Regions from separate parts of the Homo sapiens genome. Here region 2 is linked to region 1. Evidence: chromatin contacts called from ENCODE Hi-C or POLR2A ChIA-PET data. All regions are on one chromosome and are shown on one strand. The core of a region is the stretch at or near the end of the contact, and the rest is flanking DNA. Distances in the headings are between cores, read along the strand shown. Region 1 holds the start of CDK5R2 (cyclin dependent kinase 5 regulatory subunit 2). Region 2 holds the start of STK16 (serine/threonine kinase 16).

Region 1 (6,295 bases), core at 3,387-5,886:
GTCACAGTGGCAGTTTCTGGCAGCCACCTGCCTGGTTGAGATGGAAACGCTGATTCCAGCTCCAGCCCCCAGACAGGCTAAGAATATCCCAGAAAAGCAACAGCTACCACCCCCACCCTTCTTGATCTGCTCCTACATCTGTAGTGCTATGCTGGGCGCCAGCGGGGCCTGGGAGGAGAAGGAGTGGGGGACGAAAGGGAGGAGGCAAAAAGGGGGCTTGGTGGAGGCAGAAGGTGAACCAAGACTTAAAGCTTCTGGTGAGTGCTGGGAGGACTGGACAGAGAGAGCTGTTCTCAGGGGACAGTAAAGGAGGTGAAGGCAGGAGCCAGGGAGTTGGAGGGAGATCAGGACAGAGGATGGGAAAGGAAGAAATGGCCCCCCTTCCATCAAGGAAAGCAGCAGAGCTTAAGGCAGGGAAAAGGAGTCACCAGCTCACCCCTGTCTTCTCTGTCCCCTTCACCCTGGGCCCTCCAGCATCTCAGCATTGGTCCCTTCTCTCCCCACCCCAGAGCATCACATTCCTCATCTGTGCTCCCAGCCCTATTCACTGTTCAAAAGAAACTATATTTGGGCTCCTTAATTAAGTCCTTCTAGCAAACAGCCTGCGAAATGGGAAGACATGAGAATTTGGGTCTCCCTCCTGACAGCTAGCAGCACCTCCTCTGTCAATTCCTCTCTTCTCTCTGCTTACCCCCTCCCCCCTCCACTGTTATCTGTAGAGGGGTTCTGCTCCCCTCCTTTGTTTTAGCCACCCACTTCTCCCCTGGGGTAAGGTCCTCAGGAGAGGGAGAGAAGTCTGGGCTCGTGCATACCCACCCCCTCTGCACACCTCAGGAGCTGAGACTGATGGGCAAGGGAGTTGGGGGTGCCAGGGTGGGGGGGGGGGCAGCAGGATCCAGGCACTCAGATGCCCAGGCTGGGTCTCCATCCTGGCTGTTTTAAGAACCTGTGTCATCATTAGCCTCCTTGTAGGGGCCCCTACAGGGAGGTGCAATGACCTTGGTTTCTGGGGCCTTTGATGTTTACTGGGGATATCCTGGGCCTCAGCCATCTTGCCCTCCTCTTCTTTGCCTTCTCACCTTTCAGGGGCCCCTCTAAAGCTTGGAGGGACCTAGGGAGATTTACATTGCTGAGAGCCTAAGCTCCCCTCCCCTTCATCTCCTGGGGTGAACCGCAGAAGTGCAGGCCTCACATGGATGCTGTGCACACAAAGACTGAGCCCATCAGACAGAAACAGATTAGGGAGAAGCAGACAGGGCTGGAGCTGGAGAGTGAAACAGATTCACAGGACAGATTTTGTTTAGAATCAGAACTGTGGAGTTGAAAGAGGCTTTAGGAATCCTCCTCTAGTCCAATTCCTAAAATGTTATCTTGTTCTTTTAATATTCATTTTTATCTGATAATAAGAGTCAAATCCGTAGAACCCTTGCATTTTAATATGATGAAACCGAGTCCCAGAGAGCTGAAATTACTTCCCCAAGGTCATACAACTGGCAGCCATAGACTAGGACTCCCGTGTCCTGCCTCCCAGACTATGGCTTCTCAGAAGGGAGATAAGAAGAGCAAAAGGGAGGCAAAGTGTGAGCAGCATTGTCCGGAGATGTTCTCTTAAAAGATGGGGCCCACCTGCCCAGGTTGGGTGAGTGAGAGGAGCATCTCTGGTGAATCTGATGGGATGCACTCATCAATAAGGCCAGATCCTATCCAGGCTAAAACCTCAGTCTAGGCCCTCCAGTTCTTGGTCTGGGCCTAGAGTATTTGCCTTAAAGAACCTTCAGGAATAACCAGTAATCTGAATAGGCACTGTTCTAGGTAACCTACAGAGCAATGAAGACAGACAAGGAGACTGGCCTCAGGGGCTTTCCCATCTAAGGAAGTCTGACACAACCAGCACTGCCCCAGAGGAACATAAGGGAGATGGAGAGATGAGAAGCAACACAGAGATACTATTATAATGAAGATAGATGAATCTCAGAATATGAACCCAAACATAACCTAACCAGAAGAGTACACTTGCAAATGTGGGAAAGCCACCAACCTTCTATGAAGCCCACCTCCTCCATGAAGTCTTTCTGGTTTCACTAGGCTTATTCCCCTTGGGCTCCCCCTGCAGAAACATAATAACCCTCCCTCTCAGCTCTCAATGCCACCGGCTTATATACAACAGCAATGTTGTTACTCTTTCTGGATCTCTTTGATTAGCTTGTCTGCTTGTCTTTAAAATTCCATCCATATCCATCTTGCACATCTTAGACCCAGAGCCCAGCCCTTAACCAAGTTGTTATGTAGCCACTGTTGCTGATGGGAAAAGGCTGGAAAGGCTGAAGTCAGAAAGAGTATTAGGTCCCTTCCAATCTATCAAAAAAGCTTCTTGGAGGAGGTGGGAGTTCAAGAGCTTGACATTCTGAGAGAGGGTTCTGGCCCAGTGGAAGGAGCTCAGAGATTCTGGAGAGATAACCAGAGCAGGAGGGTGGGGAGCATGTGAGCCAGAAACAGGGTTGGAGGCAGAGCAAGGTGGAAAGTGAGGAAGGGGAGTAGGACCCTCTGAGGCACCTGCTTTGGGGTCCCTGAAGCAGAGGAGGAAATTCTTGGTTCTGACCAAGAGGACAATAGGAGGTCAGAGCTGGGCCGGGAATAGGGTACCACAGTGGTGACACTCTGTGGGTGCTGCTTAGAAGACGTGGTCCTAAATGACCTTAACAATAGGCCTTATGCCAGTGAGGGACTCCTGGGAGCAGCGCTGGAAGGACTCATGTGCCATTTAGATCCACATGCCCAGTGTTTCCGCCAGTGCAACTCAGTCTCTACAGGGCTTGTCCTTAACTACCGGTGAACTGACTATTCCTTGGTTGGCAGATAAAGAGTGACTCAGAACACCTTGTAGGAGGAAGTGGGGCCAATTACAGGAGCTGAAAAGAGGGAACACTTTCAAGAACTATGAGGAGAATGAGTTTGGGAAGGTCAGCTTGGGCTGCAAGAAAATAAAGATCAGATCCTAGGGAGCAGAGATACCCTGTTGAAAAAGTGCATATTGGGTGCTGAGTTAGGGAGAAGGTACAAGGCTGCATGTGCACAGTGGTAAAGAGGAGGGGAATGGAGACAGGCAGACCACAGGCCTCCAGGAGGGTGTGAGTGACCAGGGGCTGTGGAATGGCTGGGAAATTCTGTACCTCTGGTAGCTGGAACTGCAGCCCAAGTGGATTCTAGAACAGCCTATCTGCAGTGACACACACACACACATATATGCACAAACCAACCCTGACAGCAGTGGATCCTTGGAGCTATGTTTGCGGTCTGTGAGGAGCATGGAGGTGACTCCAAGGGCAATCCTTAGAATTTACTGAAATACATAGGCAGGGGTTTGGCTCCACATGGAACCCATATGCACCTACAAGGTCCACTTACTTAAGAAGCCTGAAGGCTCTTGTGCTGGGGGAGCCACAGAGAGCAGGCTCCAAGAAGGGTGGACATGATCTAACAAGGCAGATAGAATAGGTCCAGAACTAGCTGTGCTCAAGACCTGCAGGTAAGGCCTGGGGAGTCCAAAATCCAGGGCAAAGGGCTGATGGGTACTCAGGAGGTAACAGACAGACCCAGAGAGAAGTGGACAGGACCCAGCCTAACAGCTTGCTCCTGGGAGTGGGGACAGCTGGAACCTTACCTGCAGGAAGCATTTAATGATGAAACCCACCTCAACCTGGACCCAGGGCTGGGCTGGAGGTTGGTCCAACCCTCTTGGGCTTCCGTCCACACAGGAGGCTCCGTTCACTATCCAAGACTGGGTAGACCAAGTGATCCAATTTCTAGCGTTTCCCCAGGGACCAACCTTATCCATCATCCACCCAAGTATGAGATCTGTGTGTGTTAGTGGGGACAACCAACCGAGAGGAGCTGCCCAGGGACCAGAGCCAAGGGTCTGCCCCACAGGCTCAGTTGCAGAGAATCAGGACGGCAAGCAGAAGCCTCAGGGGCATATTTGAGACCTTGCTGCTCCCCCTCTCCCCCTCAAGCTGGAACCCCCAAGAAGGCGGGTTGTGACCTGCAAGAAGGCTCTGCCAGGACTCCCAAACAGGCAGGGCAGAAATGTGCCTGCTGCAGCCCCCCTAGCGACCTGGGGGGTGGGGGGCGAGGTGGGGTCGCGAAGAGGAAACAGACCTGACAGTCACATTGGAGGAGCCAGTGCAACGCGACCCATCTGGGACCTGGGCATCCGGTGAGGGCACTCACTGCTCACACTGGCCCCCCACACAAATTCAAAGGCAGAGGGAAGGAGAGCTGTTCCCATGGTTTATCTGCTACCGCGACCCAGTGCATCAGAACAAGCTGGTCCAGGCCCTAGGATCCGGAGGAGGCAGGAGCAGCCACCACCCCTTCTCAACTCTGACCCTGAGGAGGCCACTCGAACGACGACCACCGCCTTCCCCTTCCTCCGCTCGGGGGAAGGGAAAAGACTCAGGGCGGAGGGTGGGGATTGGGGCGGGACTTGAAATTGAAGTGCGAGAGTCTATTGGTCATTGGAGCTGCCCATCAGGAGTGCAACTCGGGAGCGGATTGGCCGCGTGAGGCGGGGCACGGCGCGACGAAAAAAGGGGCCCAAGGGGTGGGGCTGACGCTGCAGCTGGCGCAGCTCAGGATTAGAGCAGCGGAGCCGCCTAGCAGCCACCTTCCCCCGCCAGTCCGCGCGCCCGGGCCGGGGCTAGGCCCCCCACCGCCGGGTCCCCCGGGGCTGCAGTAGCAGCGGCGCCGCCCGCGGCTCCCGCTGGGGCCTGGGCGCCGGCCCCGCTCTGCAGGATGGGCACAGTGCTGTCTCTTTCGCCTGCCTCCTCGGCCAAGGGCCGGAGGCCCGGCGGGCTGCCCGAGGAGAAGAAGAAGGCGCCGCCCGCGGGGGACGAGGCGCTGGGGGGCTACGGGGCGCCGCCAGTGGGCAAGGGCGGCAAAGGCGAGAGCCGACTCAAGCGGCCGTCCGTGCTCATCTCGGCGCTCACCTGGAAGCGCCTGGTGGCCGCGTCCGCCAAGAAGAAGAAAGGCAGCAAGAAGGTGACACCCAAGCCGGCATCCACGGGCCCCGACCCCCTGGTCCAGCAACGCAACCGCGAGAACCTTCTCCGCAAGGGCCGGGATCCCCCCGACGGCGGCGGCACCGCCAAGCCCCTGGCGGTGCCAGTGCCCACCGTGCCCGCGGCTGCCGCCACCTGCGAGCCACCGTCGGGGGGCAGCGCGGCCGCTCAGCCGCCGGGCTCGGGCGGGGGAAAGCCTCCGCCGCCGCCTCCCCCAGCCCCGCAGGTGGCGCCGCCGGTGCCTGGCGGCTCGCCGCGGCGGGTCATCGTGCAGGCGTCCACCGGCGAGCTGCTGCGCTGTCTGGGCGACTTCGTGTGCCGACGCTGCTATCGCCTCAAGGAGCTGAGCCCGGGCGAGCTGGTGGGCTGGTTCCGCGGTGTGGACCGCTCGCTGCTGCTGCAGGGCTGGCAAGACCAGGCCTTCATTACGCCTGCAAACCTGGTGTTCGTGTACCTGCTGTGCCGCGAGTCGCTGCGTGGGGACGAGCTGGCGTCGGCCGCCGAGCTGCAGGCCGCCTTCCTCACCTGCCTCTACCTCGCCTACTCCTACATGGGCAACGAGATCTCCTACCCACTCAAGCCCTTCCTCGTGGAGCCCGACAAGGAGCGCTTCTGGCAGCGCTGCCTGCGCCTCATCCAGCGGCTCAGCCCGCAGATGCTGCGGCTCAACGCCGACCCCCACTTCTTCACGCAGGTCTTTCAAGACCTCAAGAACGAGGGCGAGGCCGCCGCCAGCGGCGGGGGCCCACCGAGCGGGGGCGCGCCCGCCGCCTCCTCGGCCGCCAGGGACAGCTGCGCGGCCGGAACCAAGCACTGGACTATGAACCTGGACCGCTAGGGATACCCAGGGGCCGCGCCCATCCCCCGCCCCAGCCCCTGACACACACTCGGACCCCCCGGGACCACAAAGCCACCGCCGCTGTTACCGCCGCTCAGCGCCCCGGCTGGGCGGAGGAGGAGACGCCCATGCCCCTCAGGGGAAAGTGGAGACCGGGACACCAGAGGCCGCGGTGTTTGGATTTGCTGGGCGTGGAGTGGGGACGGAAGATGAGCGCGGGAAAGGCACTCCAACCTCACTCTTCCCGTCTGTCTGCGCCCCCATTTCTCCATTTCTGCCGGGGTCTCCCCCTTCCCTTCAGCCCATTCCCCCTCGGTTTTATCCATTTCCTTGCCTCCTTTTTGTGTCTTCATTTTTCCTCCTGTCTGCATTCCTCTCTCTCTCTCTCCCTCTCTCTCCT
Region 2 (5,879 bases), core at 17-2,516, 290 kb after region 1:
TTTGTATTTTAACAAGATTCCCAGGTGATCCTAGGCACCTTCAAAATTGAGAAGCATGGCTTTACTTGACTGGGCTCCCTGAGGACAGGGAGTGCCCTGTTCATCTCAAATCCTCAGCCTCTAGCACAGGGCCGGGTATATAGTAGGTTAAATCTGGATGAATCAATGTCATAACCAAAAGGCTAAAACAGGTTCAGAACCAGGGGAAACCATTGGAAAATCTTCAGGGTGATCCGGGGTGTGGAAGGGAGGAACCAGGTCACAAGAAGGACCTCTTTCCTGGAGAGTCCTGTTTCAGCAAAACAGCCATTCCCTCCTGGCCATTCCACCTTCTTTGGAAGTGCACCCCTCTCCAGCTTACCCCTGCCTGCCTCCGCAACAGATATTAAGGACAACTGCTTTGTGCCAAAGCTCGAAAATCTGTGAATTTCCGTTCCTTTTGCCTTTACAGTCTCAAGAATGGGATGTGAAGATCAGGGTAATAATAATTACGGTTTATTGACACGTACTGAAGGCTATGTGTCAGATATTGTATTAAACACTGTACATCTCATTTAATCTTCAACTCCATGAGGTAGATAATTATTTCCATTTTACAGAGGAGGAGAGGAAAGGACAGAAACATTAAGTAGCCTGTCCAAGGTCACACAACTACGTTAACGGAGCTGTCATTTGAACTAGTCAGTCTGGCCTCACAGTTAAGCTACTTAACCTTATGTACTATTATACCTATTTTACAGCTACCAAAAGTAAGGATCCGAGAGGTTAAGTAACTTGCCCGAGGTTACACAGCTAGCATGCTATTAACACTCAATTTAGAAACTGGAAGTCTGGTTCACAAGCCTGAGCTCTTAACCACTGAGACTAGGGGTAGTGGGATACAGGCCAGAGCCCAGAAGGTTGTACGGGATCAGGAGACCAGGCCACCAGACCCGCCCCTCACTGGATCCCCCTCCAGGCTGCAGTGTAGTTGGCCGCTTTCTGCCCCAGAGCGCCAGAGGTATGAAGCCTCCTACCTCCAACATTGGGAGATGGAGGTCCTGGGGGCCTCGGGCCGAGCCCGGCTTTGCTCCCCTTTGGCGTAGGTGCCTGCGTCTTGACCCCCACCGAAGGCCAAGTAGAGAACCCTCACCAGGGTCCTGGGACCCGTCCACCCCTACACCTAGCTAGCCCGGAGCCTCTCAGCTCCGCGTCCCCACATCCTCCGGATGCCCAGCGGTTGCTGAGATACCGCGGGCCGTTACGCCGGCGCGGACTGATGATGTCAGCACTGCTTCCGGTCGGTGGCGCTTCTCTCTGGCCCGAGCCAGGTCAGTCCGGCAGTGCAGATGGCCCATCCCGGGCTCTGGGCTCCTAGACCGGGGTGGGCCCTGCCAGGAGTGGGCCTGAGCCTCGCACGTCCTCTGAAACTACGCTATGCTCTGCTTTTGCGGCGCGATGGGCGTGGGAGCGGGGGCTGCCCAAAGATGGGCTGGGGTTGGAGGAAGTGGCCCGGTAGCCGCTGTGTGTCCTGAGGCCGTAAGGCGCCTGACCCCACCCCTGAAGCTGGCGACGGAGCAGGGCCTGTTTTCTCTACACTATAGTGTAGGTTCCAGAGACCTGGGCCTGAGCTCTCCGCATTGGTACTTCATGGGTCGTCTGGATTGTGCCGGACCTGTGACCCTGCCGTTGTTTTCTTTCCAGCATGATCCGCTGGGCCCCCAGCGCATCTCCTGGAAGAGCCCACTCACCCTGGACGAGCTCTTCGGTAGCCTCAGACCGTCCTTGAAGAGGATGACTGAGACATTATGGGCCACGCGCTGTGTGTCTGCTCTCGGGGAACTGTCATCATTGACAATAAGCGCTACCTCTTCATCCAGAAACTGGGGGAGGGGTGAGTGTTTGGAAGTCAGTTAACTAGTCCTCAAGTTTATGATCATTGAAGGACAGCGGTGTGCATATGCTTGGGGCACAAGGGTTTTATCCCTATCCCTGTCCTCTCTCACCTGACAGAACCTAGCTACACAGTATCAAGAAGGTGGATTCTGGAGCCAGGCCTGCTAAATCCACCTCGTGTGACCTTGATAAACCATGTTTTTTTCATCAGCTTAATGGAGATGATTATTATCCCTCACTGATGGAGTTGTGAGGATTAAATGAGATAATGTGTATAAAATGTCTCACCCAATGCGGGGTTGACAAGTACTTGATAAGTGTTGGCTATTATTTATTTAGCATCTGTCAAGTGCAGAGGTCTCTATTACGACCATAGGACCTCAAAGATTTCTATATCTCTGCTCCTGAGGAGCTCACGGTGTAATATTCTTCAGATTTCTCTTAGAGCCACATCTTGGGAAGGTTTCTGCTAAATGGGAAGGACACCCCACTCCCCACCAGGAAATTTCTCTAGGTCCAAGCCATGTGGGAGATGACCATGGCCCTTTATTGACCCCTTTGGCCCACAGTGGGTTCAGCTATGTGGACCTAGTGGAAGGGTTACATGATGGACACTTCTACGCCCTGAAGCGAATCCTGTGTCACGAGCAGCAGGACCGGGAGGAGGCCCAGCGAGAAGCCGACATGCATCGCCTCTTCAATCACCCCAACATCCTTCGCCTCGTGGCTTACTGTCTGAGGGAACGGGGTGCTAAGCATGAGGCCTGGCTGCTGCTACCATTCTTCAAGGTCAGAAAGACTCCTGGTTATGGAGGGGGTTGCAGCAGAGCCACCTACTCAAGGGCTGTGTGAGCAGTCCAGCATGTTAGGAAGCAGGGACCATGTCCTGGGTTTGGCCACTTTAGATTTTGAGTTTGAGGTGTGTATCATGAAAGGGCTGATAGGCTTTGACATAGGGAAGGGATCAGGCCTAAGGAGCAGAGGCTCCAAAAACATCTCCAACTGTAGGGAAACTTGTGTTGCAGAGAGGTACGCTGTGGAATGAGATAGAAAGGCTGAAGGACAAAGGCAACTTCCTGACCGAGGATCAAATCCTTTGGCTGCTGCTGGGGATCTGCAGAGGCCTTGAGGCCATTCATGCCAAGGGTTATGCCCACAGGTCAGTGGGAGGACCCTGTGTGCTTGCTGGGGCCCAGAGGAAGAGCCTCACCAGGAGACATGGGAGGTCTCTGTTCTCCCAAGAAACAGCCTGTATGATTCTTTTGCTTGCTGGGATTCCAGCCTTCCTGTCCAGAGATGCTCATAGGTCACTTCTACTTCTCTACAGAGACTTGAAGCCCACCAATATATTGCTTGGAGATGAGGGGCAGCCAGTTTTAATGGACTTGGGTTCCATGAATCAAGCATGCATCCATGTGGAGGGCTCCCGCCAGGCTCTGACCCTGCAGGTAAAAGAGTCTCCAGGTTCCTTTTCTCACCTGTTCCCCATTCCCACCCCTTCTGGTGCATGTCCCAGTTTGGTCACATGACCATGACCTGTGCCCCACTTTTGAGCTCTGGGATCACTGTTCCAGGACTGGGCAGCCCAGCGGTGCACCATCTCCTACCGAGCCCCAGAGCTCTTCTCTGTGCAGAGTCACTGTGTCATCGATGAGCGGACTGATGTCTGGGTGAGGAGCATGTGGGTGGGTATCTGGGTAGGGAGGGCTGTGGCTCTGTACCCACCGTGGAGTAGAGTAGGTTGTTGGTTTCTGTTGCATGGGGCGCCAGGAACCACAATATGTCCCCATCCACTTCAACTTCCTTCCTGGGAAATGTCACTGATACTGTACCCAGTTGTACCGGATGTGGTATAATCTGTGCCCCTGAACAAGGTGAGTACAGCTCAGTGTCAGTAGTGAAGGCACTGGCTAAGCAGGGGCTAAGCTAAACAGGGGCTGCGGAGGCCTCCAGCTGACTGGCAGTTTCTCTGGACCCTGGTGGTGCCATGTGGCTGAGGTCAGCGTATTCTTTTTAGCTTATGGAGTCTCCTTTTACCACAGAAGTAAAGGGAGAGATGTCACCTCCACTGGTCCCCTTCTAGGGACTAATCAAGTTATGCTCAGTCCCTAGGCTGCGTGCTATATGCCATGATGTTTGGGGAAGGCCCTTATGACATGGTGTTCCAAAAGGGTGACAGTGTGGCCCTTGCTGTGCAGAACCAACTCAGCATCCCACAAAGCCCCAGGTGAGTGAGCAACGAATAGGGCATCAAGTGTTTCAGACTCCCCCCTGGTATTAGCTGAGTTGACAGATAGGTGTCATCCGGTCACCCTGGGCTCCTCCCTCCACAGGCATTCTTCAGCATTGCGGCAGCTCCTGAACTCGATGATGACCGTGGACCCGCATCAGCGTCCTCACATTCCTCTCCTCCTCAGTCAGCTGGAGGCGCTTCAGCCCCCAGCTCCTGGCCAACATACTACCCAAATCTGAAAAAGCAGCATGTTGAGAAGATGGCCCCTTGTGCCTTGGAAAGAGGTTCCCATCCCTCATTGGAATCACCACCCATTCCATCCAGGACTTCTCTTACACTTGGGGGTAGCGGGGTCAGGACAATCATCTCAGTCCTGCATCTTTTCTTCTGCTTTCTTCCCTCCAAGAGCAAAACCTGGGCAAGGGGACTTACTGAGTGGGGGTGGGTGGGGGTTGGGAAAAGGGAAACTGGTGGGATATGGAACATGGCTCTGAGCAGGACTGTTGAGCTCACATAGTGTTCTGACTCCAAATCTGGGAGCAGGAGAATGTGTAAACAAGAATAAAGTGGAAGCAGGTTGGTGTAGATCTTAGTCTCAGTGTTCCTGGAGTGAGAGAAGAGGTGCAAGGGGCCCAAAGTCAGGTTGCCATTTCAGGCGAACTGCCTGGGAAGGAGGAATGGTGCAGAGTCGGCAATGGTGTGACTTCATTCTACAGGAGGTTGGTTAGCAGTGGACAGTTCTAGCTTGTCTTAGATCAAAACTTAAAGCTGCTTGGGCTCAAGCTGGCATCTGCCTGTGTCAAGAACTAGGGCCCCCTAAAAACACTCAACTAGTTCTTTCCTTCCTTCACTCCTGGGGTGAGTAGCTTAGTCAAAGCTGCCTAGCCGGTTTGCTAGGCAAGGGCCTCTGGGTGGAGACACCTGAGGAAGCTTTGAGACAGGTAGATTACAGGTCTCCCATCCTCAGCCTAGGGGCGAGGGGAGTGGAGGTGGCAGCGGCAGCTGTTTTGGCCTGTGTCTCCCTGATCGTTCAAGCTCATACATGGTTAATGATTAATGAGGCAGTGTGGTGTGGCAGTATCCAGCTGCCACTTCCTGCCTACTCTGCTGAGTAAACAGGGGCCCTGTCTTAGCTGGGCTTCAAACCTGTTCCCTAGGGAAGGGCTCTGTTCCCTGAATCACCAGGGAGGAAAGGCAAGGGCAGGGTTGGCATCTCCTGCTCTTTTGTGATCCAAGCCTCCTCCCCCGAACCATGTCTACCCCACAGTATGACATCAGCATGGGGCCTGGGGCTCCTGTTAGCAAAGTTGAAGCTTTCCCCAGGGCCCTAGCAGGAGTCTCCCACTAGCTAGCACAGAGGCTGAGGCCAGAAAGAAATCACAAACAGAGGGGAGATGACCTGACTTTTAATGGCACAGCCCCAGCTCCAGCAAAGCAGCAAGACAGGAAGCTATGCAAAGCTGCTCAGAGGTGCAGTGGCACAAACAACTCTAGGAGATCGCCTGTGTTCCCTCCCATCCCCCAAGCTTATGACGTGGCTCCATGCCCAGGAACTCTGGGCCAGCCCAGCCCCACTCCCAAACCCTCATAATGCACAGAGGAGCCTGGGCCAAGCCTTGCTTCCAGAGTTGGTAAATGTAGAGGCAGCAGGAAGAACAGGGTAGCAGTCTAACTTTCAAAGACAGAAACCACTGGATTATACTCCTACTTGGAAAGGAGCTGAAGACTCATCCTTCAACAGTTTGTGCCTGGATTTTGGTCCTCATTTCCT

Evidence for each region. A loop is a pair of places that touch in the nucleus more often than their neighbours do. ChIA-PET counts read pairs that join two places held with the same protein, here RNA polymerase II (POLR2A). Pooled maps may share reads with other maps.
Region 2: a loop to region 1 is called in a pooled map, with 3 times the contacts of the local background. The contact joins the promoter of STK16 here to the promoter of CDK5R2 in region 1. A Hi-C loop is called at or near these places in 2 of 50 pooled maps. POLR2A ChIA-PET finds 5 or more read pairs at or near these places in 3 of 52 experiments (OCI-LY7, WTC11 and activated T-cell).

What each region holds. Positions count from the first base shown.
Region 1 is chr2:218,955,030-218,961,324 of GRCh38, forward strand. CDK5R2 (cyclin dependent kinase 5 regulatory subunit 2) reads left to right here and starts at 4,637. Exons shown (of 1, transcript NM_003936.5): 1 at 4,637-6,295. The coding sequence starts at 4,792. The coding sequence ends at 5,895. RefSeq lists a silencer at 4,620-4,889.
Region 2 is chr2:219,244,213-219,250,091 of GRCh38, forward strand. It overlaps STK16 (serine/threonine kinase 16), which reads left to right and starts at 1,267. Exons shown (of 8, transcript NM_001330213.2): 1 at 1,267-1,584; 2 at 1,684-1,873; 3 at 2,445-2,664; 4 at 2,901-3,034; 5 at 3,203-3,323; 6 at 3,450-3,545; 7 at 3,981-4,102; 8 at 4,209-5,879. The coding sequence starts at 1,788. The coding sequence ends at 4,347. GLB1L (galactosidase beta 1 like) reads right to left here and starts at 1,232. Exons shown (of 17, transcript NM_001286423.2): 1 at 1,017-1,232. It overlaps TUBA4A (tubulin alpha 4a), which reads right to left. Exons shown (of 4, transcript NM_006000.3): 4 at 5,498-5,879. RefSeq lists enhancers at 948-1,530, 979-1,408, 5,771-5,860.